Regions from separate parts of the Homo sapiens genome. Here region 2 is linked to region 1. The links are chromatin loops, found by intact Hi-C in ENCODE. Cell type or tissue: CD4-positive, alpha-beta T cell. All regions are shown on one strand. Each heading gives the region's core, and the rest is flanking DNA. Links, peaks and the distances in the headings are about the cores only.

The links. Hi-C counts contacts between places; a loop is a spot of excess contacts. Peaks named below come from ENCODE experiments on the same cell type or tissue, not always from the same donor. Only the 100,000 strongest peaks of a DNase experiment are listed, where the experiment ranks them.
Region 2: it touches region 1 in a loop (5-fold over the local background); 9 of 110 quality-filtered maps call a loop at or near these places.

What each region holds. Positions count from the first base shown.
Region 1 is chr11:111,867,467-111,872,230 of GRCh38, forward strand. It overlaps ALG9 (ALG9 alpha-1,2-mannosyltransferase), which reads right to left and starts at 4,115. Exons shown (of 15, transcript NM_024740.2): 1 at 3,886-4,115; 2 at 2,766-2,904; 3 at 1,136-1,270. The coding sequence starts at 4,016. RefSeq lists a silencer at 3,751-4,060. In CD4-positive, alpha-beta T cell, for the core only: a CTCF peak has its summit at 3,465; a DNase peak (open chromatin) is centred at 4,105; H3K4me3 peaks cover 1,486 bases; H3K27ac peaks cover 1,437 bases.
Region 2 is chr11:111,596,376-111,599,973 of GRCh38, forward strand. No RefSeq gene overlaps it. Among named protein-coding and RNA genes, the nearest start is that of SIK2, 4.3 kb to the right of the region's middle. In CD4-positive, alpha-beta T cell, for the core only: no CTCF peak of the experiment used is centred there; no DNase peak of the experiment used is centred there.

The DNA of each region.
Region 1 (4,764 bases), core at 2,094-4,593:
TGAAAAAGGAGAAGGTCTCAGTAAAAAAAATTAGAAGATATAAAGAAAAACTGAATGGAAATTTTAAAACTGAAAAAGTACATAGAACAAACTAAAAATGCAATGGACGGGGTCAGCATTGGAAGAGGGGACATAGGAAAGAATCAGTGAAGTGGAAGACAGAAGAAAAGAAATTACTCAATGTGAACAACAGTTCATTCAGTTTGAGATCTTCCTGATTCTCGGTATGACAGGTCATTTTCAGTTGAAAGCTGGACATTTTAGGTATTGCATTATGAGATTCTGGATTATTCATGGGCTCAGCATGCTTTCTTTGCACTGTTGTGCTCCTACGATCTTATTTAAGCTTTCTGTTTTAGCTGGCTTCTTTTGATACTACTTCCCACTAACCCAGCAGGGAAAGAGCGTTAGTGGGAAGTCTCTACCTTGTTACCGCCAAGTGGAGGTAGAACTCGAGGTTCCCTACCAGGCCTCCACTGACCATTGAGAGAAAATAAATTGAAAACAGAGTCTCAAAGACCTGGGGGACTAATAACAAAAGATCTGACATTCACATCATCAAAGTTCCAGAAGAAGAGGAAACCGGACAGGGCTGAAAAAGTATTCAAAAAAATAAAAACTAAAACCTTTCCAAATTTGGCAAAAGGAATAAGCCCAAAGATTCAAGAAGCTGAATAAACTCCAAACAGGACAAACCCAAAGAAATCCACACCAAGACGCATCATAGTCAAATTTCTGAAAACTAATCAGGTTAGGTCCCAGTTAACATCTAATTATTTCTCAGCACTCTACTTAAATTAGACCCTCCTAATATGCTATTCCACCGTACATTGTACTTTTCCTCCATAAGACCCACCATATTTAGAATGATTTGTTCAATGTTCATCTTCTCCACTAAACCACAAGTTTCATTAAGTCAGGGGCTTGGTTACTGTTATAGCCACAGCACTTAATACAGTGTCTACCAAATAAAAGTTGTTTCATTAATGCTTGTTGAATGGTGAATTGGATAAATGATTCTTCTTCAAAAAAAGTTCCCTTTTAACTTCCAATTCATTTTGTCCTTTTCTCAAAACTATACCAGAGACTCACCTCTTGATCAATTGTGATTGCTTCCAGGTTGGTCTGCCCTTACCTTATTAGTTTGTAGAATTCTTGCATGAAATGCAGCTGGCCAGGCATGAAGCAACAGGTAAGCATAGGAGCGAATGGCATATGCTGGGGAATATTCCCAAGTCTGAAACCCTTCCCCATAGATGAGGTAGTGTGTCTAAAAATACAAAACAGATAGATTCAGGGTTATACTGGCCAAAAATCTCTGTTAAGCAGATGCAAGTGAAGTTTCTGAGCAGAAATATTAAAAACAAAGGCAAGCCAGGCACGATGCCTCACACCTATAATCCCAGCACTTTGGGAGGGCAAGGCAAGCAGGCTGCTTGAGCCCAGTAGTTAAAGACAAGCCTGGGCAACATAGCAAAACCCCATCTCTACCAAAAAAAAAAAAAAGTAGCATGGTATGGTGGTGCATGCCTGCAGTCCCAGCTACTTGGAAGGCTAAGCCAGGAGAATCACTTGAGCCTGGGAATTAGAGGTTGCAGTGAACCTAGATCATGCCACTGCACTCCAGCCTGGGCGATCTGCAATTGATGGATAAAAAAGGAATCAAAATGATACAATATTTAAAATATTAAGACATTATAAATTTTACAAGATTGCTGTTTGGTCAACACTGAAAGCTTAAATTTTACCTTCTACTTATTTTTTCTCAATACTTGTTAGCCAAAACAGAAAACCTCTAAATTTTATATTCTCCTTAAACAACCTACACTTAACAGTCTTCCTTCATTTTTTTAATTCAAAATGTGATCAGAAAATTTTACCTTTGAATTTTCTATAATAAAAGTCAACAGGTAATGTGTAAATCAATAAATAGCAATAAAAGTATACTATTTAGTAACACTATTTTGGTAACCGTCAGAAGAAATAACTTAAAAAGTGAAAAAAAGTGGTTGCTTCTGGAAAGTAGGATTTGGACACGAGAAGTGGAATAGAAAGCTACTGTTTTTCCTTTAGGTATTTTAGTAGTTGTTAACTTTAAAAACTATCTCCAGGTATTATTTTCATTTAAAAAAAAAAAGAAAATTACAAATTACACCTTTGTGTAAACCAGCTAAATTCCCTACAGCCTTCAATAGCAGGTAAATCATCCGCTTAGAATACAAAAGTGAAAACATGTTACTGGCCAGGCCCAGTGGCTCACGCCTGTAATCCCAACACTTTGGAAGGCGAGGTGAGAGGATCGCTTGAGCCTAGGAGTTAAATACCAGCCTCGGTGACATAATGAGCCCCCATCTCTGTTTTTTGAGACAGAGTCTCGCTCTGTTGCCCAGGCTGGAGTGCAATGGTGTGATCTCGGCTCACTGTAAACTCTGCCTCCCATGATCAAGCATTTCTCCTGCCTCAGCCTCCCGAGTAGCTGGGACTACAGGCGCCCACCACCATGCCCGGCTAATTTTTGTATTTTTAGTAGAGTCGGGGTTTCACCATGTTGGTCAGGCTGGTCTCGAATTTCTGACCTCAGGCAATTCACCGGCCTCAGCCTCCCAAAGTGCTGGGATTATAGGCCTGTTTTTTTGTTTTTTTTTTTAAGAAAATACAGTTATTTTACTAGGAGTCACACTTGTATATTATTTGTCTCTCGATTGGTAATAACACCTATGCTGCAAAATCAAGAACAAAAAGAGAAAACTAAAGAAATCACCTACTGGCTCCCAGTAGTTGAATGTTTCATCACAGTCAGAGATGTTGCTCAGGAGAGCAGCACATAACCTTGCTGAAAGCAGACACTTGAAAGCAGTAGATCCTTCAGGTGCCCAGACTTGTCCTGCTTTGTTCCCAGATAACCTGTTCAAAAGCAAAAAAAAAAAAAAAAAAAAAAGCATGTCAGGAAGGACCTGCTAATCAGAAGACCTAAATCTAGATAGAAAGGACAAAAAGGGCAAGGGACATCAAAGCACTTAAGTTATTCACCTAAAAAGGTGAATAGCTAGTTGTTTTTTCTCAGTAAAATTAATAAAAATTCAGATTTTTAAGAAAAAATTTTTATGAGATAGGGTCTTGCTATGTTGCCCAGGCTGGACTTAAACTCCTAGGCTCAAGTAATCCTCCTGCCTCAGCCTTCTGAAGAATTGACTTTAATCACTCAATCACTCCTTCCACTTCCTGCTTTTAAGGCATAAATTAACTCATACACTTTAGCTCAATGCATTTATGTCACTCCATTTATCCCAAGCCAACTAATCACTCACTTGAAGGCCACAAAGCTGTCATTCTCCTTTTCTTTCTTTTCTTAACAAGGTCATTGCTTTTGATGGCTTTATTCATTCCCCCTTATGTTCAGATAGAAGCCTAGGTGCAAGGTACATAGCCTACTCCAATTCCATATGTTGACAGCTCCCTTAATGCAGTTCTAACCTGCAGCCTCCAGGGTTTGGGAAGAGGTGATGGCGGGTTGGATGGGCCCAGTAAAGGGTCGGGACTTGAGGGAGAATAAAAGGAGCTGTGAGGAACAGCCGTAAAAGGTATACTCTTTGATCCTGTCTACATCTCCCACAGAGGCTGTGCCCACTCTAGGCCTGGCCCAGGAGCATCACAGATCCGCACTCCAAGGCAGTTTTACAGCGCAGTGGAGGGATCTAAGGTGGGCGAAGACTGAATGCTGACCCGCCCAGGAAGACCAATAGGACCTAGCTGAAGAGGGAGCTCGGGCCTCCCGCGGTGAGGCCAGGCCGGACTGAGCCCCGCGCGCCACAGCTAAGACCCTCCCGGGGGCAGCCCCGAACCGCCCCGCCGGCCGGCCACGCCCCTGCCGCGCCGCACACGTACTCGGTCCGGTGCTCCGCGCCGCCCGCCTCTCGGCTGCCCAGCAGCTCCCGCAGCTTGTCCGCAGCCGGGGCCGTATCCCCACTGCTGGCCCCGCTGCCCTTCAGGCGCTGCCGAGCCCCTCGACTAGCCATGGCAAGCCTGGGGAAAAAAGAATTCGGCACCCTATGAAGTCGGTGAGCGCGCAGACATAGCTTTGGCTGGCAAACGGTGTCCGCCGAGGGACAAAAGACCTTGACATGCGCAGAAAATACTAAATTATAGCGTTACTGGGCCAATTGGGGCAGATCCCCGAGTAGCGAAGAAATAGAACCTGAGGAGTTTCTTCATCAGGGCTGTCCCATCCACCTGCTTCTAACTCTAGCCATTCCTACCTCCCTCCAACCCTCTTTTCCGTCACTTTTCAGCATTCTCCATTCTCAAAAAAAAAAAAAACCACCTCTCAGCTCCCCTATTTAAATGAAAAAACAAATAGAAAGTGATTAAAGAAATCTACATAGTGAGATGTGAAGTATTCAGTTAAATATCACAGCACAGCTATCTACTAAAAGGTCCTTAAAATGTCATTTTTAACACCTTGCCTTCTCTGTATTTTGGTAAGAGTGACAGAGGCAGCCTGTAGCTAAAAACTGCTTCAGAGAGACAAACCGGTAATGGCAGAGTGTAGACTGATGAAATTCTGTGCGGCAAATTGAACCAGATGTCCATCACTGTCATCGCTACTACGGCATTGTGGTAGGCATTTTACATATTTTATCCTTTTTAAACTTAATACAACAACCTTGTTTTATTTACCAGGAAACTAAATAAACTTGGAGCTAGTAAATGGTGGAGCTATGTTCCAGCCCAGGACTATCTTACCGGAAAGCCCATGCTCTCTCT
Region 2 (3,598 bases), core at 1,099-3,598, 270 kb before region 1:
AAAAAAACAACAAATAACCTGATTTTAAAATGAGCAAAGGACTTGAATAGATATTTCTTCAAAGAAGATACACAATTGGCCACTAGGTATATGAAAAAGTGCTCAACATCACTAATCACCAGGGAAATGCAAATCAAAACCCAAATGAGATAGCATCTCACACCTGTTAGTGCGGCTATTATAAAAAAAAAAAGATAATGAGTGTTGGCAAGGATATAGAGAAATCAGAACTCTTGTATACTGTTAGTAGGAATGTAAATCAGTACAGCATTATGGAAATCAGTATGGAGGTTCCTCAAAAAATTAAAAATAGAACTACCATATGATCCATCAATCCCACTTCTGGGTATTTATCCAAAGGAGTTGAAATCAGGATCTTGGAGAGATATCTGCACTCCTATGTTCATTACAGCATTATTCACAATAACCAAGATATAGAAACAACCTAAATGTCTATCAATAGATGAATGGAAAGAAATATACATACACACACACACACACACACACACACACACACACACACACCAGAATATTATTCAGCCTTAAAAAAGAAGGGAATCCTGCCATATGAAACAACGTGGATGGACCTGAAAGACATTATGCTAAATAAAATAAGCCAGTCACAGAAGGACAAATACTGCATGATCCCACTCACATGAGCTACCTAAAATAGTCAAACTAATAGAAACAGAATAGAATGATGTTGCCTGGGGCTGGGGGGAAGGGAGAAATAGCAAGTTGTTTAATGGGTATAAAGCTTCAGTAATTCAAGATGAATAAGTTCTAGAGATCTGAACAACAAAGTGCCTATAGTTAATAATATTGTATCGTACACTAAAAAATTTAAGAGAGTAGATCTCAAGTGTTCTTACCAACCCCCACCCAGCCCCCCGCTCCTGGCACACAAACATGGGAGCAGTGGGGAGCTTTTGGAGGTAACGGATATATTTATTACTTTGATTGTAGTGATGGTTTGACAGGTGTATGCATATGTTCAAACTCATCAAATGGTATATATTAAATGTGTGCATCTCATTATATATTAAGTACACCTCAATAAAGCTATTTTAAAAATAAAAGTACTAAAGAAAGTTTTCTTTAAATAACTTCAATCCTCTAGTTTATTTCCATAATGGTACCTTACATGTAGTGGCATCCACATGTTGATTAACCTGACTGATTGATGTTTGTTTCATGAATAGCTGTACTTTATACTAATAAGAAGCCCTTGGAATGAGCACAGGTCAGTGATTTGGATTTTCTTGTGTACTTCTGTCTTTGTTAATATAAGAGGCAAAGTATTCATTCTAGCTTTGTAATCTACTTTTTCTAAGCAAAGTTGTCTAATAAAGATTTCATCAGTTTTTTATTTGAACTAAATCTAAATCCAGGCCTAAGCCTAGTTTTTTGTTTTGTTTTGTTTTGTTTTGTTTCGTTTTTGAGATAGAGTCTCACTCTGTAGCCCAGGCTGGAGTGCAGTGGCGCGATCTCGGCTCACTGCAAGCTCCGCCCCCTGGGTTCACACCATTCTCCCACCTCAGCCTCCCCAGTAGCTGGGAGACAAATGGTACATATCTTTTTTTCAGGTTCACAGGCTGTCTGCTTCAGCAAAATAATATACAGAATTGTGAGCCATGAAGTCTTCTTTCCTCACATTTCAGATCACTTTTTCATTACCTCTTTGCTAACTCGTCTCCTCATTCCACATATTTATTTATAATCCACTTTATTCTAAGTAGGTTATAGAATTAATTCTTAAGTCTCTCACTATCTTACTTAATTCTTTCTCTGTGTACACCTTTTTACCTTTTAAAGTGTTCTGTTAACATTTTTTAACCAACTCAATGCTAAATATCATAGACCCACAGCATCAGCTGGGAATGCTGCATCTGAAAGCTCAAGCAAAAAGGAATTTGGTGACTAGAGTGCTTTCCCTCACTGATACTAAAACCAGAGACGGAAAAGAAAGATGGGGATTGTATGAAGCTCTCTTTCTTCTCCTTTTCCCTCTTATCTTTATTCTTTTTTCCTGAGGATGGTGTGTGTGTGTGTGTGTGTGTGTGTAGGGAAAGAGAAAGAAGAGGAGAAAGAGGGAGAGAGGAAGAGAAAAGGAAAGCAGGAGTTGGATAATATTAATAATTGCTAAAATGTATACAGCTATCATTTAATTGGAAACAAAAATACATAAGAGACAGGCAGGGTTGAAATAGGACAGGGATGAGTAGGTCTTTTGGATTAAGGAAAGAGTTGAATCACAGAATCCAAGATTGCAGTATTCTAAATTAGTCCACATATATGTATTTCTTCAGGGTTTCATTTACAGCCTACCAGTAACGCTGAGTAGCACGCCCACTGCATTTCCACATGAGTAAGGCTGATTTTTGGCACAGCCCCTTCTGTCTCTTCCCTCTTTCTGGCCTCCTGTTCTCTAACTTGTAGACACCCAGCATGCTCACACTAACTCCAGCTTTCCAAAACCTTTTGGTACTCTCTGTCCTCCCTTTTTCTTCTTTCCAGCCCCAAATCAATTCTTATTCCCAGACTGTGCAAGTAGGTGTTTGGCCTGGTTATCTAATTTAAATACTCAAATGAATCCATTTCCATTCAACAGGTATACTTTAAAGGATGAGGTTGTTCACTGTAGTGGGTCTCCCTGCGTATTTTCTGGTTCTTGGTTAAGTGGCTTTTCATCAGATTCCCAAAGGAACCCACCCCCAGAACAATTAAAATACAATCATCTGGCTGGGCGCGGTGGCTCACGCCTGTAATCTCACCACTTTGGGAGGCCAAGGCGGGCAGATCACAAGGTCAGGAGATCGAAACCATCTTGGCCAACATGGTGAAACCCCGTCTGTAGTAAAATACAAAAAATTAGCCAGGCATGGTGCTACGTGCCTGTAATCCCAGCTACTTGGGAGGCTGAGGCAGGGGAATCGCTTGAACCCAGGAGGCAGAGGTTGCAGTGAGCTGAGATCATGCCACTGCACTCCAGCCTGGCGACAGAGCAAGACTCCACCTCAAAAAAAAAAAAAAATACAATCATCTAAGTGGCAAAATGCACATGGGAACTATTTTTGAACTGGTATACATATGTAGGTTCCTAGCCTAATTAGAATACCTCTCACTAGTTAGAGGACCACTCATACACCACTCCCATCAATTCAGAAATCTGATCAGCCTTACAGCTTTCCCCCATTTCTCCCCTCACTTTTGCAAACAACATACCTCATGGTAGAATAAGGTATTGCTTGGGGAGAGTGAAAAGCAGAAGCACAGGGAGCAGTGGAGGGCCCAAAAGCCATCTTGCACTAAAAAATATATATATATAAATTTTAAAATAAAATAATACACAATATATTAATTTTCATTAAAAAATTAAAACTACAGAAAAGTTGCAAGAACAGTACAACGATCTACCACATACCCTTTTACCTACCTTTTACCTATTTTATCAATTTAAAACTTTGCCACATTTGCCTTATCTATCTGTGCTAAACTACTTGACAGTAAGTTGCATATATCAAAAGGTTTTTTTTTGTTGTTTTTTGTTAGAGTCTCACTCTGTCACCCAGGCTAGAGTGCAGTGGTATGATCTTGG